4 separate regions of the Homo sapiens genome follow, and regions 1, 2 and 3 are each linked to region 4. The links are chromatin loops, found by intact Hi-C in ENCODE. Cell type or tissue: heart left ventricle. All regions are shown on one strand.

The links. A loop is a pair of places that touch in the nucleus more often than their neighbours do. Peaks named below come from ENCODE experiments on the same cell type or tissue, not always from the same donor. Only the 100,000 strongest peaks of a DNase experiment are listed, where the experiment ranks them.
Region 1: a loop joins it to region 4, with 16 times the contacts of the local background. A loop is called at or near these places in 54 of 110 quality-filtered maps.
Region 2: it touches region 4 in a loop (5-fold over the local background); 5 of 110 quality-filtered maps call a loop at or near these places.
Region 3: a loop joins it to region 4, with 5 times the contacts of the local background. A loop is called at or near these places in 54 of 110 quality-filtered maps.

What each region holds. Positions count from the first base shown.
Region 1 is chr7:35,188,272-35,193,271 of GRCh38, forward strand. No RefSeq gene overlaps it. Among named protein-coding and RNA genes, the nearest start is that of TBX20, 63 kb to the right of the region's middle. In heart left ventricle, a CTCF peak has its summit at 2,239; no DNase peak of the experiment used is centred here.
Region 2 is chr7:35,463,495-35,468,494 of GRCh38, forward strand. No RefSeq gene overlaps it. Among named protein-coding and RNA genes, the nearest start is that of TBX20, 210 kb to the left of the region's middle. RefSeq lists an enhancer at 2,080-3,238. In heart left ventricle, no CTCF peak of the experiment used is centred here; a DNase peak (open chromatin) is centred at 2,457; H3K27ac peaks cover 1,904 bases.
Region 3 is chr7:35,422,006-35,427,005 of GRCh38, forward strand. No RefSeq gene overlaps it. Among named protein-coding and RNA genes, the nearest start is that of TBX20, 170 kb to the left of the region's middle. In heart left ventricle, a CTCF peak has its summit at 3,063 (motif pointing right); a DNase peak (open chromatin) is centred at 3,086.
Region 4 is chr7:35,518,251-35,523,250 of GRCh38, forward strand. No RefSeq gene overlaps it. Among named protein-coding and RNA genes, the nearest start is that of HERPUD2, 170 kb to the right of the region's middle. In heart left ventricle, a CTCF peak has its summit at 2,175 (motif pointing left); a DNase peak (open chromatin) is centred at 2,121; H3K27ac peaks cover 301 bases.

The DNA.
Region 1 (5,000 bases), 330 kb before region 4:
CACTAAGTTATGAAACATTCATATAGTGAAGCATTACAGCCACCAAAGTCATTTTGCATGGATATTTAATGATATAGGAAAATAGTCATGATATAATGTTAAAGGAAAAAAGAAGCAGGATATATTTTATGATTCATATGTTTAGTAAACACACAAAATTAACTGTGTGCCATGTGCTGCTCTAAATCTTTTACACAGGGGACTCATATAGGAAGATTACCAATGTATGACCTTGAGCTGGTAATTTAGCCACTCTAGGATTAATTTCCTCATCTGAAAAATGAAGACAGTTATATTTGTCTTACTGATGGTATGATTGAATGAATTAATGCTTGTAAAGCATCAAAAACACACCACATGCTTAAACAAATGTTCCTTTATTATGTTCTAGACCGGCCATCCTATAGTGCACTCGTGAGTATTTTTAGGTTGGTGCAAAAGTAATTGCTATTTTTGCCAATACTTCCAATTAATATTTTGCTCACTTGGTTTCTTTGTCATCAAGTGATATGTTAGTAATTATTAAACAGTAATACATGTTTTAGGTTCATTAGTTAACTGAGAGATAGTTGCCTAAATCATTATGTATCTACTCCTACTAAGGAGAGGAGTAGATTTGTATATAAGAGGGAAATCATGACACTTAGTTTTATGTGCAGTTGAATAGAATCATGGATGTTTTCATGTTTTTACAGCTTCTGTAACAGTGGTCACTTATTTTGACCTCATTATTTTGAATGGTTATTTGAGTCACATTTTAGCTGTATACTAACCAATGACAATAACTTAAAGCAGTTAGGTTGATAATTTAATCTATGATTAATTGACAATTAAAATAGCACATTATAATTAGATAAGATGCAATATATTCTTGCATTATCTTATCATCTTTGAAACAGAGATGCCTCATGATTTATATATATATATGTTTTTTTATATATGTTTTTATTATACTTTAAGTTCTAGGGTACACGTGCACAACATGCAGGTTTGTTACATATGTATACATGTGCCATGTTGGTGTGCTGCACCCATTAACTCATCATTTACATTAGGTATGTCTCCTAATGCTATCCCTCCCCCTCCCCCCACCCCACGACAGGCCCCAGTGTGTGATGTTCCCCTTCCTGTGTCCAGGTGTTCTCATTGTTCAATTCCCACCTGTGAGTGAGAACATGCGGTGTTTGATTTTTTGTCCTTGTGATAGTTTGCTGAGAATGCTGGTTTCCAGCTTCATCCATGTCCCTACAAAGGACATGAACTCATCATTTTTTATGGCTGCAGAGTATTCCATGGTGTATATGTGCCACATTTTCTTAATCCAGTCTATCATTGTTGGACATTTGGGTTGGTTCCAAGTCTTTGCTATTGTGAATAGTGCCGCAATAAACATATGTGTGTATGTGTCTTTATAGCAGCATGATTTATAATCCTCTGGGTATATACCTAGTAATGGGATGGCTGGGTCAAATGGTATTTCTACTTCTAGATCCCTGAGGAATCGCCACACTGTCTTCCACAATGGTTGAACTAGTTTACAGTCCCACCAACAGTGTAAAAGTGTTCCTATTTCTCCACATCCTCTCCAGCACCTGTTGCTTCCTGACTTTTTAATGATCGCCATTCTAACTGGTGTGAGATGGTATCTCATTGTGGTTTTGATTTGCATTTCTCTAATGGCCAGGGATGATGAGCATTTTTTCATGTGTCTGTTGGCTGCAAATGATTTAGCTTTTTTTTTTTTTTTCTCAAGATAGGGTCTCACTGTCACACAGGCTAAAGTGTGATGGTGCTCACTGAAACCTTGAACTCCTGGGCTCAAGGGATCCTCCTGCCTCAGTCTCCTGAGTAGCAAGGACTACAGGTGCAGGCCACCACACACAGCTAATTTGTTTATTTTTGTAGAGATGGGGTATCACTATGTTGCCCAGGCTGGTCTAAAACTCCTAGCCTCAAACACTCCTGCCGCCTCTGCCTCCCAAAGTATTGAGATTACAGGTATGAGCCACTGCACCTGGCTGCAAATTATCTGTCTTACATAGAAATCTCTAATCCGGTTATGGATATCTAAAACTTGCCTCAGTTTTTCCTTTGTCTTTTAGTAAAACAATTGGGAATTTTAAAAAATGCAATTAAACTATGTAACCAGCAGATGGCAATAATGATCTGTAAATCAAAATTTCAAAACTTAGTTACTTATTAAATTCATTCTTTAAAAAAAATCACTGTTCTTATAATAAATCCATTTACTAAATATGAAATGTAGGAAAATTCCAAATGTAACCCCACATAAAAATTACATTGCATATTTCATATGTCAAAATAATTAACATATTCATCATGGCCAAGATTTAGTTTTCCAAATAATAATGACTTTGTTTTAATTGATTCGAATAATTTATTAGATTTAAAGTTTTAACTTTGCACAAATACATAGATATAATTTAAGTGGATAGTTAAGTTCCATCTCTAGCCTCCAGGCTAGATAGAGGTGGTTTAGCGAAGACCATTTTGAAAACATTACAAACTTTTCCGGTTATAATTTCGTAATTTAAAATATGAATTTCACTTTAATTGAAACTTTCTGCATAAAAGATTGGTTTTTATTTGTGCTGTCTCATAATTTCTTATGCATTAAGATACTTTTCCCCCTTTGTACCGTGCAAGGAGTTGGAATTGGCACCAAAGTATTAGTTTGTACTTTATCAGCATTAGTTATTCCCAAAGATGGTGGCAAAATTCTTAGGATCTCATAGTTATTTTATTTAGTAATTTTATTTATTTTCATTATACCTTTCTAAGACTTTTTCTACAAATTCAAACATGAAATACATCCTTTGTTTAATTTTGTAGCTCCATTTTTGCCTTCAAAAATAGGATAGCCATAGGTATGTTCTTCTTGGAGCTTACTTATTCTCTAGGTAATTTCAAATTGGTCTGCTTATAAATGTTAAAAGATCCTTTCAAATTCTTCTTCAGCAAGTTGCCTCCACTAAAAAAAGTGTCTTTGGACGTGTGTATTTTATAAAACAACTGCTTCAGTCTAAAACCTTTCTTGGATTTACATATCTTGGATTGACTCATTTTTAAATAGCATATTTGCTGCTGTCGAATTACTTTACAGAGCCTCTTTAAATTCATATTGGATGCAGGTCTTCATCAAGGAGAAAGTGGAAAGACACCAACTTGCCGTGAAGCATACAGCAAGCTTAGATGTAAATGCATCTGTAAGTGATACTTTGCATAATGCTGTCTTTTGGACTATGGAAGAAAGGCATCTGTAATAACAAGTTGGAATTTCCAAGAGTTCCAATCTATTTTCTGTGTCCATGAGGGGGCTATCCACTCCCCACTCCTAACCCCCCAAAAAAAACCCCAAAACCAAAAAACTAGAGCTCTGTAAGCCACCCATGCCCCGGTCGTGTAGTGCTCCAGGCCTATGTCAGATACGACATACCTTATAAACAACTCCAGGCCTTTATCAGATAAGACATGCCTATAAAGGCGTGTCTTATTCAAAGGGAGGGAGGTGATCCATAAATTAACTGGGAGATTCTTTCAGCTCCAAGTAGAGAGACTGCACAATTCAATAGTATATGCACATTCATTTGAACCAGATTGGTACTCAGTTATCACTGTTAAATGACTTAACCAACATATACACAACAATACTTATATACATGTACCACATCCCCAAATCTACAAAATCCATTTTTCCCTGGATTTGATGGTAATATACCATGTACAAACTCCATCATATTGAGATTATTTTTATTTACCACCAAAGTAACTAATGTAAGAATTACTACATTCAATATTAATAAGCAAAAGCCTCTACTATGTTAGTCCATTTTCCCCATTTAGTAAAAAAAAAAAGTGCAGCTTGCTGCCAGTGCTCATTTAATTTTACATAAACACTTTGAGGCTGAAGCAAATCTGACTGATTTTCAACATGAAAATAAAATATAAAAACTGTTCTTAGAGTTATTTATAAACAGAATTTGTCTCTAATCCTAATGTAACAGAAATGTAGATGATGATGTTACAGTAGGATTAGAGATGAGTATTTTTGGGGCAAACAGGAAATGATTTAAAGAATGAGTTTCAGAATATTTATGGGCAGATTAAATGCAAAACATAGTAAAAGTGCCAATGATACATAATGAATCTGTGTGCTGTATTTTACATAATATAATATTTTAGGTTGATTTAAGATTGAACTTTGATTATAATATAGAGTTGAAGATATATCACTAGACTAGGCCCAGTATGCTTTGGCCAATTTACTTTGTTTCTCTAGTTCTGATTTCCTCAACTATAAAATACTTTGGATGACATGGCCTAAATAAGGTCTTTTAAACTTACTTGATTCTAGTTGGTATTTGTACAAATATTTAGGTAGATGCACCTGCTAAGTCATACAGTGGCCTGTACTAAGATCTCTTTTTACCACTTTTTTCCTTCCCTCCTCCTCTGCCTCCAGCTATGTGTTCAGACTCCACCCTGAGGGTCTTACTCTGCAATCTATCCCACAGTTTGTCCTCTAGTACCTACACTTGTCATTGCCCACCCAGAGGGCTGAGCTCATCTCTCTCTCATCTCTTCGGCCCAGCCCCAACCTGGCCTCCCCCTTATCCCTGAACTTTATTCCTCTGATTCCTTCTCACCTGCACTGCCCAGTCTCTAAGTAGGGTGGGCCTCCTTGTTCCTATTTTCTAATTACTTCTATCTACTAGTAGCCTAAATGGCAACTAGAGAATAAGGAGGAGAGTGAGACAGCCCTAAATAAATAATAAGTGTTTACATCAAGACCACCAGACTTGTTGGGGGCAGCAGAGCTCTGCTTTCGCATAAGTATGGACCCATCCCCTAAAGATAAATATGAAACTTTAAAATGCTCTCATCTTTGGTACCATCCGTTGAAACCCTTTTTGAGATACTTATTAGTGAGAATTTATAATCCATTAGTAGAAAAACCATCGAGTTTTGCAGCTTTCATA
Region 2 (5,000 bases), 55 kb before region 4:
AATCATCAGGTAAAGTCTCACTTTCCCATAATTTGTGGTACCTTTCTGTAGGCTCTTTATTGATTCTTTCTATTTCTTCATCCTTGAAAGAAAAGATTGTTATTTAAGCCTGGAATTTCCAGGAGCCCCCATCATTGCGTATTTAGCTCCTGGAACTTCCCTTCGAAGGTACACAGTTAAAAATCAGCCACTAACTCAATGTACAACACATGCAGGCCTTTGTTGTGAGTAATGCTGCTAGGTTGAAGTTAGATTTTCCTTGGTCCAACTATCAGGTTCTTTGGATAAGATACAGGTTTTATTCCTCTTGTGTACAGTTTAGAACATAAAAGATTACACCGCTTATCCAGAACTGTTCCCAGGGCTCTTCCTGACTCCACCCTGCTTCTGATGCTTCTCTTTAGGTATCTAAGTGAACCAAGATGCAATGTGCTTCCTCCATTCCCCTCTGCTGTGTGGGAACTATGGCTTCTGGATGGATGAAGATAAAGCTGGGCTGAAGGCGTGGTGTGAGGGGGAGGGGATGGCAGGGGACATCTGCGGAAAGACAGGACTCTGGCACCTCTACCTAACTTGGAAGATATTGGAAGAGAGACAGCCTGTTTTTCTAGTACTTGTCCCTGTGTCTCGAAGACAGGGGCATCAGCAGGAAGGTATTTAGGTTATTTCATATCTTCTCTTTTTGGATTTGGCAGTTTTAACTAAAGAAAGCATGCTCCAAAATTATTTCTCAATCCTTTCCTATTGGTATGGTAATTAATAGCAGTTCTCCCTAGAATTTAACATGTGGTCTTTGCTTATATTTTTAAAAATATCAGTACTTGCTTTTTGTTTGTCAGTTTATTTGTATTTACATGAGTTTTACACCAGCATTTCTGGGGAAAAGAGGGACATATCAGGCATCATAACACCAATTTAAAGCAGAAGTCCTTCCTCTAAATTTTAAATTCCATTGAATTTTAATTTTAACTTTTCTGGCTCAATGGCCATTGTAAATATACAAAATTGTACAGGGCTCTAACAAAGTGATTGTTTTTAGGCCATTAAAGTACAAAAGACAATGTCCCTACACTAAATTCTCCCAACCTATTGCTCTTTACAAAACTGTTTATTTTTTCTCTCTCCTCCCTAACATGTGTGTGGGCCTATCGTGTCTTATGGGTTTCCTCTAGAACCACTATGGCCCTCTTAATGTGAAGACCCTACAGGACTCTTGCTATTTCTGAAAGAGGGATCATAAAATCTCATGTGGGAAGAAATTTTTGGAAAAGGTCTAATACAGGCACCAGCATTATCCTTTCTCACCCAGTGGTCAGTTGTCCTCTGCTGCAACACCTCCAGCGTGGGGAATTCTCTACCTCCTGGGGCCATCAATTCCATCTCTGTGGGGCTCCGATTGTTACAAAGTCCTTCCCTATATTGAGCTGAAATGTGTCTTTCCTTTGTTATCCTCTTATTGCTCCTGGTTCCTCCACATATGGACTCAGTGTGTTACCTCTTCCATGTGAGCACCTGCCAGACACGGGGAGGTTTTATGCTCCTCCCCTGCCCCAAGTTCTCCCTTCTCTGGGACAAACAAGTTCAGGTCCTTCAATTACTCCTGCAAATCTCTGTAATGACTTAGTTGTGTCATGAGACTCATGGGAGTTCTTTGTTCATTTAATGGGAAGCAAGAAGAAGTTATCCTAAGCACCAAAAGGTGGAAGCACCCAAAAAGATGCCCATCAACTTGCTCTGGGTGTCATCAAAGGGCAAGACAGGACTTCCTAAATGAGATGGACAGGAAGCATTCCTGAGTAGCGCTGCTGTCCTCAATGAGATGAGATGGCCACTCACATTAGGTAAGGAAAGGAGAGTCCAATAAAAAGCCAATTCCAAAGGTGTGGCCAGGGTCAAAGGAAACCCCAAGGGAAGGTGCTGTCCTGGGGGCTGGTACTAATAGGATACCACCCCTAGGTCTGAAGGGGCAAGGGAGGCAGTGGTTACCGTAGAACACAGTACAAAGTTTATTGTTGGTCAAATGTTTCTATTACCCTCATTAAAATATATGAGCATGGATAAAAATTCTGTAGCTTATATTTTGCACCCTTGCTTTTAGACATTAATTGGCATTTGTTAAAACTGCTAAGAACACTTTGGTTTTCATTAAGCATCAAGCAAGACATAAACAAAGTAATCAAGATGGCTGAAGTGGGAGCAGGAGTGGGGCTGCTTTTTGGGACATATTTTAAAGGGGCCTGTGAGCAAGGGCCAAGCACCCTCCCCCTGCTCATGGAGGTGGCGATTTTATGTCCCTGTTTGGCTCAGGTCTGAAGCACAGCCTGGCTGAGAGGCAGCTGGCACGGGCCCAGGCACGATTGCATGCCTGCCCCTGTGGGCCCCACTTCCAGCAGGTCACCCGGTCTGTGTTGTCACCTTGAAACATTCTAGAGAGCTGTGAGCTTCAGAAGGTGAGGCTCTGGGGGCTGGGCTGGGGGCAGGGAAGGCAGCCACGCAGGGTGGCTGGAGAGCTTTTGACAGCCCCTAGCAGAGCCCAGCATCCCATTCCCGACGACGTGAGCCCCCCAGGCAGGCGCCGAGTGGATAAGAGTGTAGACAGCGAGGCCGGCCTGTGACGCTTGCCAGCACCTGCAGATAGCAGGCAAATAATTGGCACATGCTTAAAAAAAATTAAAAACCTCTTGGATGTGAGTATTTTCTAACAGCATCTGGCGGGAGTGCCCGGGAGGAATTTAATCAGCAAGAGTTGTTTAAATGGGGCTCCGCACAGGCCCCGGCCAGGCCCGCCATGAACTCGGCATCATGTGCCACCCCTGTCTGCTGAGAACATTCAATTTGTTAATTCTGCAGCTGGTGAGAGAGGTCAGATAGGAAAGTGACGATTGTTTTCTGACGTTCCAACCCCTGCTCACATCTTTCTAATTAATCCTTTTAGGAGCCACAGGAAGATTAAGAAGGAGAAAAGGTGAGGGAATCAAGTACCAGAGAAATTGATGGAAAGACAACGCTGCTGCCCTTCTCTTCTCAAATGGGATGGATGTGAGGAGCTGGGGGTGGGGAGAGAGAAAAAAAAATTGAGGACTGCTGCCTGCCACTCTTCTCGCTCAAAGGAAAATCATGCTCGGAAGACATGGGACCCAAAAGGGCCACTGGATCTTCTCCTATGGTGCCTGTCTCTTTTAAACAGGAGGCAGCAGCCCCTCTCCTGGTCTCCATCACTCAGTCTTGGACCATCAGGAGCCACTGAGGCCTCCCAAGCAGAGTGGCAACTATGCTGGGTGGGAACGTGACCTGCTGTTAAAGGCCCACAGTCATTAGAATTCTGTAAGAACATACCCTGGTAGCCAGAGGGCCTGGTTTGGTGTCCGGACCCCAACATGTCACGTTGCTCTGCCTAGCTGTGTGAGATGGGGCTGGTGTGCAGCTGTCTTCTGCTGGTCCTTCTAGATTCATTTTTCCTCCTGCTCCACCTTTTTTCTGCCATAGAGGCAGACCTCTGAGGGCCTCATCCATGGGCTCCTGCCCTCCAAGTCCGGCTGGTGGGGATCCCAGTAGATAGGAGGGAGAAACAGCAAGAGGCTGCTGGAGGCTGGCTGGAACTGGGGCAGGGACGCTCGTGCGCTTCCCCGAAGTCTCTCTTTTTAGGTCCTTTGCTGCTGCTAGCCCCAGGTCCTTGCAGTACCCCCTCTGCTTCCCCCTACCCACCCATGGCATGTATTTAGTGCCTTTGTGCATAAACACCTCTCAAATTATCCTGATTGAGGGTACTTCTTTCCACTGAGACATCAACACTGGTACCTGATGGATAAGGCAAGTCTGAGTTTGCACCTGGCCCCTATTCACAGTAAGGATGTGAGAAAGTTACTTAACCTCTCTGAGCATGGCTTGACTCATCCCTAAGATGGGGATGGATGATACTGAATCATAGCATTGTGATATAACCCGAACCAGGCACCTAATTAATACCCATTTCTTTGTTTATGAAAGTCTCAAGTTTAGGGGAAACAAAAAAAAAAGATCAGTAAAAGGTATAAAACAAAAGAATGCAATGAACACCAGAATCATCATCAAACCAAGACATTAAAATACTTTCCTGCCAGTGGGACCGCAGCCAAGTAGTGCTATTTGATACAGCATCCCTCTGTCCTGGTCAGAGGAGAGCCCTGCTCAGAACTGACTATCCATGGCAAGCATTGAGTGTGGAGCACCCACTCCACAGCCCCCAGTCCTTTCGCTCATGCTCCAACATAGTCATCCTGTAAATATTTGCTGAATCACCTTCTGTGTGCCTTGCCCTGTGCTAGGTCCTGGGGAACCATGGATCACTCAGACACAGCACCAGACTTCAAGGTGCTCACAGCCACTTGGGGAAATGAGCCCTAAATTCCTAGCTTTGATCAAACAATAAAATGCCACCAGGCATAAAGGTGGGAATGATTAATTCTGCTATTGGCATACGTGTGTGCATGTGGGTGTGCTGGGAAGGGAGGTCTGGGAAGGCTCCTCCAAGGCCTTGAAAGATGAGACTTCTGAAAACAGAAGAGCTCAGTGGGCAGAGGGAACCGGACGTGCAAAGGCACGGAGGCAGGAGAGAACACAGAGAAATCTGCCAACAAGTCCCAGTGGCTGGAATATGGAGTCCAAAGTACTGATGGCAGCAGGGATTCCACTAGAAGTAAAGATCAGTTTGCGAGAGGGAAAGGACCCGAAAAGCACTCTGAGAAATTTGGCTTTGATTCAGGAAGCAAAAAAGAAGTAGCAAGAATTCTTCATTCTGAGCGTTTTAGGGAGAAACGCTGGCACAATAAAGTGTGCAATTTTTGTAATCATCTGCCTTCTGATAGTAAGGCCCTATTCTCCTGGGTTGGCAGGAAATTTGTTCACAGCTATGTTTGAGACGACCCTCTTCCCAGCTCCCATCCAGGACCTTGTATGTTTTTGAGTCTTGCACAGACACAAGCCTCCAGGGGTCCCACAGAGCCATGTTCTCACAGTCCGGC
Region 3 (5,000 bases), 96 kb before region 4:
TATCATAACCCCCCACCCCCCAAGTACCTACCCTTTCCAGTCTCCATTGTCTATCATTCCATACTCTATGTCCATGTGTAAACATTAGTTAGATCCCACTTATAAGTGAGAGCATGCAGTATTTGGTTTTCTGTGTCTCAGTTATTTTACCTAGGATAATGGCTTCCAGTCCCATCCATGTTGCTGCAAAATACATGATTTCATTCTTTTTAGTGGCTTAATAGTACTCCATTGTGTATATATACCACATTTTCTTTTTCCATTCATCTGTCGAGGGACACTTAGGTTGACTCTGTATCTTTGCTATCGTGAGAAGTGCTGCAATGAAGTGCAGGTATCTTTTAGTAATAATTTTTTACTTTTGGTAGATACCCAGTAGTTGGATTGCGGGATCAAATGGTAGTTTTAGTTCCCATCATCTTTAAAATAACCTCCCTTTATTAGCTGAAATATCCATGTCTCCCAATATAGAAGTTGGAAATGAAGTTACTTGCCTCCTTCATACCCAGGACACAACATTTGTCCTGTGGGTTCATCAGTCAGTTGTACCTGGGAAAGACTTCCACATGGAAGATCCTATTGCAGAAATGTCCTCAAAAGGGATGGAAAAACTGGTGCAGTAAAGCTGAATCTCTGGCACTAGGTATTCAGCAGTGTCAGAGACAATGATTTTCTTGCCAGGCCATTTTCTGTTCAGAGTTTGGGTGTTGCTCCTAGGAGCTGAGCTTCAGGTCCCTCTCTCTAGCCCTTCCCCCAATTCTGTGAGTTCCTTCATATTCATTAATAAATTCTTTTCCTGCTTAAACTAGTCAGAGTGGATTTTGGTTGCTTTGCAACTAGAAACATGGACTGCCACAAAAGGTGACATTCAATAGTAAAAATAGTCTTGACACTCACACAGAGTACATCATCTGGCAGTCCAGGGTGAACAGTGAGTATGTCTCCGCGTGCAGTAACAATGGGTTGAAAAGTCAAAGAGTTTCAATCACACAGAAATCCTAGCAACTAGTTTGTTGTAATATGGCTAGGGGTTTTCTGGTTGGACATATTACTATGTTTAATCAAACAACTTGGAAGACAATCCAGACTGCCCTGTTATTTAAGAAAATACTCATTTGGAATATCCAAGTGATTGTTCCTAGGGCTGAGCCTATTGTTTCCCAGCTTTAACGCAGGAGTAAGTTTTTGTGTTTTATGAATCCGTAATGCCTATTGTATTGGTTTGCCAGGGCCGCCATAACAAAGTACCACTGACTGGGTGGCTTCAATAACAGAAATATATTTTCTCACAGTTCTGGAGGCTGGAAGTCCAAAACTGAGGTGCTGGCAGGGTTGATAGCTTCTGCGGCTTCTCTCCCCAGTTTGCGGTCCTAACATCGTTGCCCCTCAGTCTGTGTCCTGATCTCCTGTTCTTATGAGGACACTTGTCATATTGGATTAGAGCCCACCCATAAAACCTCATTCTACCTTAATCACCTCTTTAAAGACCCTATCTCCAAATACAGCCATATTCTGAGGTACTGGGGGTTAGGACTTCAACACAGGAATTTGGGGCAAGTGACACACATCAGCCCATAACATCCGTGTTCCTCTAAATTATTTAAATCTAAGACTGATTTGGAGAAGCTAATTTCAAAAGTTACCACTACATATGTTTATTTTGACATAAATCTTTACAGTGAAAGGATCTATTGGTTATTACATGAAAATTCCATTTCAGAAAGTGAGGTTAGACCTCTCCCTCCCCACACCCTCTATCTACCCTTGAAAGTTTGCTTTTTAAGGAACTAAAATGAGAACTAAACAGCTTTTAAAGACTGGTCTTCTCCATATCCAGTCTTCCTTGCTCATCAAGTCTGCACTAAAATCCTACTTTCACCACGAGGCCTCTCCTATCCTCCCCCAGCCACATGGGCTTTCTCCTCTTCTAAACTCTGAGAACACATTAATCATGGCTCCCTGGCAACACAAACTTCTACCTTGGAATAGAGTTTTCTGTCCACATGTTTCGTTTTCCCTGTAGATTAGATATTCCTTAAGGACTTGCCTGATTCATTTGTGGTACATACTTGTCCAGCAAGGAGGTAGCAGGGTATATCTACTGCCCTGTTCTCGTGGCTTGATATGAAGGGCCCCTTTCCAATGTTATTTTCCAAATATCCTTTCTCCAGTGCTTTATTGCCAGGCCTCTGAAATTATACTTCCCTTCTTGTCACTCCCAAATACCTCCAGCATAACCCTCATCAGACTTTCTCGGTCTTAGTCTTTCTCCTTCTTTTACAACCCCAGTGACCTTCATCAGCAATAATGAATATTGCTGAAGTCCTCTCCCTTTCTGTCTCATCCTTGGGTGGAGGGTAGAGGGAGGGTCCTTGCCCTGACAAGCAATGCAGCATACTTTTATGGATATAGGGTATATGGGAGCTCCTAGTCCCACTACAAAGCCCCAGGCTCTACAGTGGCAAATGCAGAGATCAAATGGGCCACTCCAGATAAAAGCCTCAGAGGAGATGGAATTAAGATGTGAGCCTTTGTGTTCATTGCAGTACTGTTCACAATAGCCAAGATGTGGAAACAACCTAAATGTTCACTGACAGATAAATGGACAAAGACAATGTGGTATATCCATACAACGAAATATTATTCAGCTTTAAAAAAGAAGGAAACTCTGCTATATGCAACAACATGGATGAACCAGTAGGACGTTATGCCAAGTGAAATAAGCCTGCCGCGGAAGGGAAAAAACTGCATGACTTCATTCATATTAGGTGTCTAAAGTAGTCAGATTAATAGAAACAGACAGTAAGTAGAATGGTGGTTGTCAGGGGGTGGGAGAAGGGGGAAACAGGGAGTTGCTGTTCAACTGGTATAAAATTTCAGTTATATGAGATGAATTTGTTCTAGAGATCTGCTGAACAATTTTGTGCCCATAGTTAACAATACTGTATTGTGCACTTAAAAATCTGTCAAGAGGGTAGATCTCTTGTTTAGCACTCTTACCACAATTAAAAAAAAAAAAAAAAAAAAGTAAGATGTGAGCTGGCCCACCCAGCAGAGGGCAGTGCAGTGCACACAACCAACCACTGCAGCTAGTGGCCACAGGAGGCCTGGACTGATCCTGTGGCTGAGCAACGGCACAGGTGTTTTTCCTTGAGCGGGGGAGCTGGGTGGCAATTGTTGTTTCTTTTTGTTTGATTCTACTTTGTTTTCATCTTAAAATCCTGGTTTTGTTAAAGTGAAATTTTTTTCTTAAAAATTGACACCAGCAATAAAAATGATGTGTTTCTTCCTCCAAACTTGAAGAGTGGAAGAAAATTAAAGTTCATTTGGATATGGTGCAGATTCTAATAACATATATCAGTTTACAGTTGGGCACGCTCATAGCTGTAATTTCAGCCTTTGGGAGGCCAAGGCAGATGGATCACTTGAGCCCGGGAAGCCAAGACCAGTCTGGGACACATAGTAAGACCCTGTCTCAACAAAAAACATCAAAAAAATTAGCCAGGCATGGTGGTGCACACCTGTAGTCTCAGTTACTTAGGTGGTGGAGGCACAAGAATCAACTGAGTCTGGGAGATGGAAGTTGCAGTGAGCTGAGATCTCACCACTGCACTCCAGTCTGAATGACAGAGCAAGATCCTGTCTCAAAACAAACAAGCAAAAAGCATATGTCAGCACACTAAACTATTGTTCTTTATTGACTGTCTTTAAAAAGTCTTCAATGTTTATGCTTTGAGTAGTAAAACAGAGAAGGCAGCACTCAGGTGTATCTGCACCTTCTCCTTTGAGAAAAAAATCCACAGGTGCCACACAAATAGGACATTTACTATTTCCTTTAAAATAACAAGATAGAGCAAAATAATTTGTACTCATAGGGAATCCAAGAAATTCTAATTTATTTCACAGGAATTACTGCATTTAATCTGCCCCAGCTGCCTCTGTTACTCAAGGAGCAGATATGAGATGCCTACAAAAGGCCTCAGAAATACTGAATTAGTCTATAAATGTGCTTAGCATTGAGGTGGTGAATTGTTTATAGGTGTTCAATGGAAATAAATCAAAGGGCATCAGAGAAAAAATAAGTAAGTTTTCTTGCCGATAAAAGAAAACACACCTCTCAGCTATGTCTGAGAAATCCTTTGTCAGGACAAGGGACATGCAGTAGATTACTCAGGAACTGCTGAGGTTTGTAAAAGCTAACTTCATTCCAATAGGACAAGGTGGGGCTGGTTTTCTAAGGCTAAAATGTGGGATACAGAAGAAGTACCTTTCTAGAGATTAGGTTTGTTCAGTTGAAGGGTGAAGTGGGGCATTAGGTCCTTGGGTGACAGAGTGAGGAGGAGATGACACAGAGCAGGGGAGAGACTGGAGGAGGAAAGAACAGTATTCCGCTACCTCCCCCTACCCCCTGAGGCTTTGACTGATTCCAGGGAAGTATGCACCTGATAGGAAGAGTGAACACTGCAGAGGGCGTGACAAATTATGTGAGGCTCCCATCTCTTTCCAAAGAGAGGACTCACCCTCTTTGCTCATCTCAGTGTCTTTAATATTTTCTCAATAGCCATCCACATTGATCCTAGGCAAGTAGCCTTCATGAAATGCAAATAATTAAGAAAACATGTAGTTAGCCTTCCTCCATGTTCAGGTAGTATCCATGTAGTATTTCTTATTTTACTATGGACTAAGGCTGGAGTACTTAGGTTGGATGATTGAGTGATTTTCTTTTCTATCTTGGTCTTGTTTTGTCTGTTGGAAAAGTATAATTTGTGATTATCTGCATAAAATGTCAACCTTGGGTGATGTCTGAAAAAAATGGTGAAGTTAGGACCTCTGAAAATTCTTTCCTCCGTCAAAGGAATCTGACAAAAATGATCAGAATCAACTTTTTCAGAGCTCTAAAAATTAAATAAAGGTTTACAACAAGCAGTGGGGTATATATTCAAGAACAAAATATCTGAATCTTGGTAAGAACAGCAAGCTTTGTAGCATTTTGTCTTGTC
Region 4 (5,000 bases):
GGTCAGTACAAGCTGGAGTCCAAAGGCTAAAATCTCAGCAGCAGTGTGATAGTCACTCAGAAATTATAGATTCCATTCACTGGGGAATCACTAACCACTGACATGTGAAAATAAGGGATAAATGCCAAGGATCTATTTCAATGTAGGTTTTCATTTCAGGATCATGGAGAAGGACATATCTGGGCTCATTCATGTGGATGCATTTGGAGTCAGGGGTGGCAATCTGCACAGGAGAACACAGATGAGAGAAGCCAGGAAGTGTGAGTGCAGGAATGTGGGGGCAGGCATGCTGAGACAGAAAGAACCAGGGGACACTGAGAAGAGGCAGCAGCTACCTGTGTGTGGCCCTGCCTGGTTCCATCCTCCTATTTCTTCAAGAGAAAGCAGGAATCTAAATTTTTGTGTGAAATCTCCAAATTTCCTACTGAAAGCTCAATTTTTTTAACCTCTGCAGGCCAAATGGAATATTCAAGGGGCTGAACAGCACCCCAAGGTCACCAATTTATAAGCTTCATTCTCAGCGAAAGGCACAGTCAAAGCACATATTTAATAATTCCCACAAAAGAAAACCCATGCAAATGAAGACAATGAATATGAGAAGGATCCCAGAGGTGAGGTTCATGATGGTTTGGGGAAGAAAAATATTCAGGAGAAAGAGGGGCTATTTGGCTGAGAACTGAAAAAATTATCTGCATAGCCTGTCCACATTAATCAAATTTGCCAGATAATTGCTAGCCCTACTCCACAGAGCCTGTTAAGCATTCACTTTCACAGCTGTATCCTAAATTTAGCTCTGACTTCTGATAACTGAGACACTACTTTGGGTTTATTTTCTGAGCTGCTTCTGGCGAGCATCCAAGGCTCCGACACCCTCAGGGGTTGTGAAAAGAGACCACCTGAGTTCTGTCACCCCAGGACTGGCTTCCACGCCTAATGCTTCAGAGCCCCACAGAGAATGTGAGTGGCCACACTTGCCTGTGGCTAGTGGAGATGCCAAGAACTGGCTTATCCAACTACACAGATGGTTTGGAGCACTGATGGTGTATTTAGTCCATACTGTTAGTTCTAATTAATCCTCCATAAGAAATTCTTATTTTATGGAAGAGGTGATCAGAACTCAAAAATGTTCAACAACTTGGCCAAGGCTAAACCGCCAGGAAGTGGCACTGCTGGGATTTTTCCCTGGGTCTCCTGCATTTCTTTCGTACATCTCTACAGGCTGTTGCAGTGAAATAAATCTGAATTACCTCCCTACTAAAACGCTCTCAATAATTCTCTAGTAGGATGTATTGAAAACACAGCAAGATACAAAGTAAGGGGCTTATGGGCTGACAAGTTTAAATCTTGCAAACTGAAGCAAGTTACCCTATCACTTTGTTCCTCAGTCTTCTCATTTGTGAAGTGGAGATTGTATCTATGCAGAAGATGACATAAAGAATATATTAGTAACATATAAAAGAATCTAGCCCTGTGCCTGGCACAGATAAGGCACCCAATAAATGGGATTTTCTTTTTTCCAAACTTTAGGTGGATTGGGCAATTTCCACAAAATTGTGTTGGGCAAGCCACACACACACACACACACACACACACACCCCTTATGATCCCTGGCCACTCGGCAGAGTTGCCAAAGGTGGGCAGCCTCTGCCACACCCTTCTTTCACCCCAGAAAAGGAAAGAAGCCCCAGCTTCTTGTCCCAAACCTCAGAAATCTTGTAGACATCACCTCCAGGAGTTTTATTCCACAGAATACCGTTTGATTTGGTATGAGCAGGTCCTGAGTTCATAAAATTCCGAGTTAAGCAAAGTTAACCAGATTTCTTCCTACAGAACTTCTCAGAGCTTTTAAACGTTTTGTGATGCTCCAAAGAGAGCACAGAGTCTACAGCTTTACCCAGAGTTACTTCACCTCGGTGCATCTCTGTTGAGGTTAGACCATGCCACCCATCAGGACATCCCACCAAGTGGACCTTTTCCGGCCTCCCCTTATTTAAATGTCCATGGCTTACCCTTCTGCATGAATAGCATCCACTAACACTTAGGCCAGTGAGGTTTGGAGCTACATTTCACAGCCCCTGGCTCAAACTCCAGTAGAACTACCACGGGAGCCGAAAGACTTGGCAGCCGCTTCCGGAGACAAGGCGATAATAGGGAGGTAGAGCCATCTACAGGAGATGTTTGGTACTGCACAACAAGAGCTGCGAGGAGCGGGTGAGCAAAGGAACTGAAAGATGATTACAGGACATTCTACACCAAAAGTTTGGAAGCTCTTTATTAGAGCAACTGAAACTTCACAATGATTTCCCAGATATGTATTTTGTGTAGTATTTGGAACAACAGGTATTTCTCCAAAAAAAGTTAGGGCAATAGCATTTATGTCATAAGAACTCTGTCTGTTGGACCACATTTTGTGATAAAAAACAAAATGAGAAGCACGTTAATGTGCTTAGTAACAGATGTGCACAAATGTGTTCATGTTGATGAGAAGTCTCTCACAGAGCTCTCAGGGGTGAGGGTGAAGAGCAATGTGCTGGGGCAGATCCCTCCCGGCTCCTCTTGTTGCAAGGAATGAGGAGCCTGCCTTCACCCAACATCCAACACTATTCACCAGAGGCCTGGTACATACCAGACACTATGATACATGCCAGGTATAGCATGATGAGGATGACAGACCGTCCCCTGTTCCCAGCAACCCACAAGAGTGGGAGCAGCATTTCCAAGTATGAAAAATCTCAAAGATCATCTTATGAGGAATTCTGATTAAGAGGTTGTCTTAGTCCATTTTCTGTTGCTTATAACTCAGTGCCTGAAACTGGGGAACTTATAAGGAAAAGAAATGTATTTCTTACAGTTATGGAAGCTGAGGATTCTCAGACTGAGGGGCCTCATCTGGCGAGTATTCTTGCTGATGGGGACTCTCTGAAGAATCCCCGGATGGTGCCAGCTGTTACATGCTGGGGGGCTGAGCATGCTGATGTGCTAACTCAGGTCTCTCTTCCTCTCATTATAAAGCCACTAGTTCTCCTCCCACGATAACCCATTAATCCATTAACCCATTAATTCATTAACCCATGAATGGATTAATTCACTCATGACCCAATTGCCTCTTAAATGTCCCACCTCTCAATACTGCCCCACTGGGGACTGAGTTTCAACATGAGTTTTGGAAGGGAGAAACATTCCATTCGTAACAGAGGTCTTTCCAGATTTAAAGTTGAATTTTCCAACAAGAAGCAAAGGGGCCTGTTGCCTTCTGTTATGAGGGATAGTTGTACCCAAAGTAGTTATCATTTGTCTTTTCCAACAACTCAGCAGAAGGTGGGATCAGTGCCTTCTGAACACTTCCCATCTGAGAATATTTGTAGAGAAATTTAGTCTATTTCTATAAGAACATTTTCTCTAAGCCATTTGTGCATTTAAGACAAACTTCAATTATCTTGATGATTGATAGTTTATAATTAAATAAGTTAATAAAGGTTACAGTATTATCTGGAAATCCAAATATGAAGAATCTCAAAATGGTACTTATCATTTGGAGGGCTCTTAACCCATTCTATGCCTTGTTTTGTTTTCTTTCTTCTTTTACATCTATTTTGTGTTCCCACTATGACATATTTTATTTTTCTGTATAAGTTATCTTAAATCCTTTATAGAATAAATAAATAAAATATATGTTTTAATATTAAAACCTATTGTCAGAAGAGGGGCTTACTTGTATTATCTTGGATCATCTAGCTGAAGAATCTACAGAAAAACCTTGAATTCCAGCATTCTTATGTAGCCAGATCAACGGTAACACAGATACAGCCAAATAAAAGCTGGAAAGAACATTCAAATCCCAAAACCTCAAAGCACCACTTATTCCTGTAGTTGTGGAAAAGCAACATGGCTCTTAGTGTCAAAAGCCATAAAACTCACAAGATGACTTTGGCTCTAAAACAAGACAATTACAGACGACAAGACACTTTCTGGAGAAAAACGTTCAAGTCTAAATATCTTTTACCATTCATAAATGGAAGTCAGAAGAGTGGTTACCTTGGAGCTGGGGTGATAGATTGGAAAGGGGCATGAGGAAAACTTCTGGAATGCTCAGCTGTCCCATAGCTCAATCTGAGTGGTGGTTGCACAAGTGATGACTTAGTTTACAATCCAGTACTTAAGACTGGCACAACTGACATACTTTTACTATGTTATGTCTTGATTAAATTTATAATAATTAGATTTACTGTGTTACGCCTTAATAAAATTAAACGTGCTTTACTATATTATACCTTAATATGTATTAAGTTAATACATATTTATGTAGGATTTTAATTTCAGGAAACTTATTGAATCATAAGATAACCCAAAGAGAATTTTTAAGGGATTAAAATTCATTCATTATATTCTACATATAATCTATTTGCCAAAATAGGAAAATGAATACATGTTTTTTAAAAGTGTCCACTGAGACTAAGGATTAAAACCAAAGTGTGTCCTGCTTGGAAAGAATCAGCACATCTTGCCCCAAGTGAGGATCCCTCACAGACAGCCTAAGACTCTGCTCCCAGATGAGCGCCCCCGGGCTGGACACTGAGCCGCAGAGAGTTGGGCTACTGGGGGCTCTCCTCAGGAAGGAGTGGGAGCAGCTGGAGCCACAGGAGCAGCAGGTGTCCTGACAGCCCTACATCAGAGCTTTGTGTTTAGAAACTCCAGGAAGTCCTTGCTGCACTTGGAAATCTTCCCCTCGCCCCCAACTCCCACAAAGGGCCAGACAGCTTAGAGGGAGAGAAGAGCCCCTCCAAAGGCTCACCAAAATGTGCAGCTGTCTGTTCTTTACTGCTGTCCTGCGAGCCCTTAAGGCATTTCAACAATGAACATCTTGATTTTCTGTGAATTTATGGAAGAAAATGTGTCTTTTGAAACTGTACATAGTAGTATGCCCTTATCTGCAGGGAATAGTTCCAAGACCCCCAGTGAATGCCAGAAACTGCAGGCAGTACCCAACCCTATATATACTG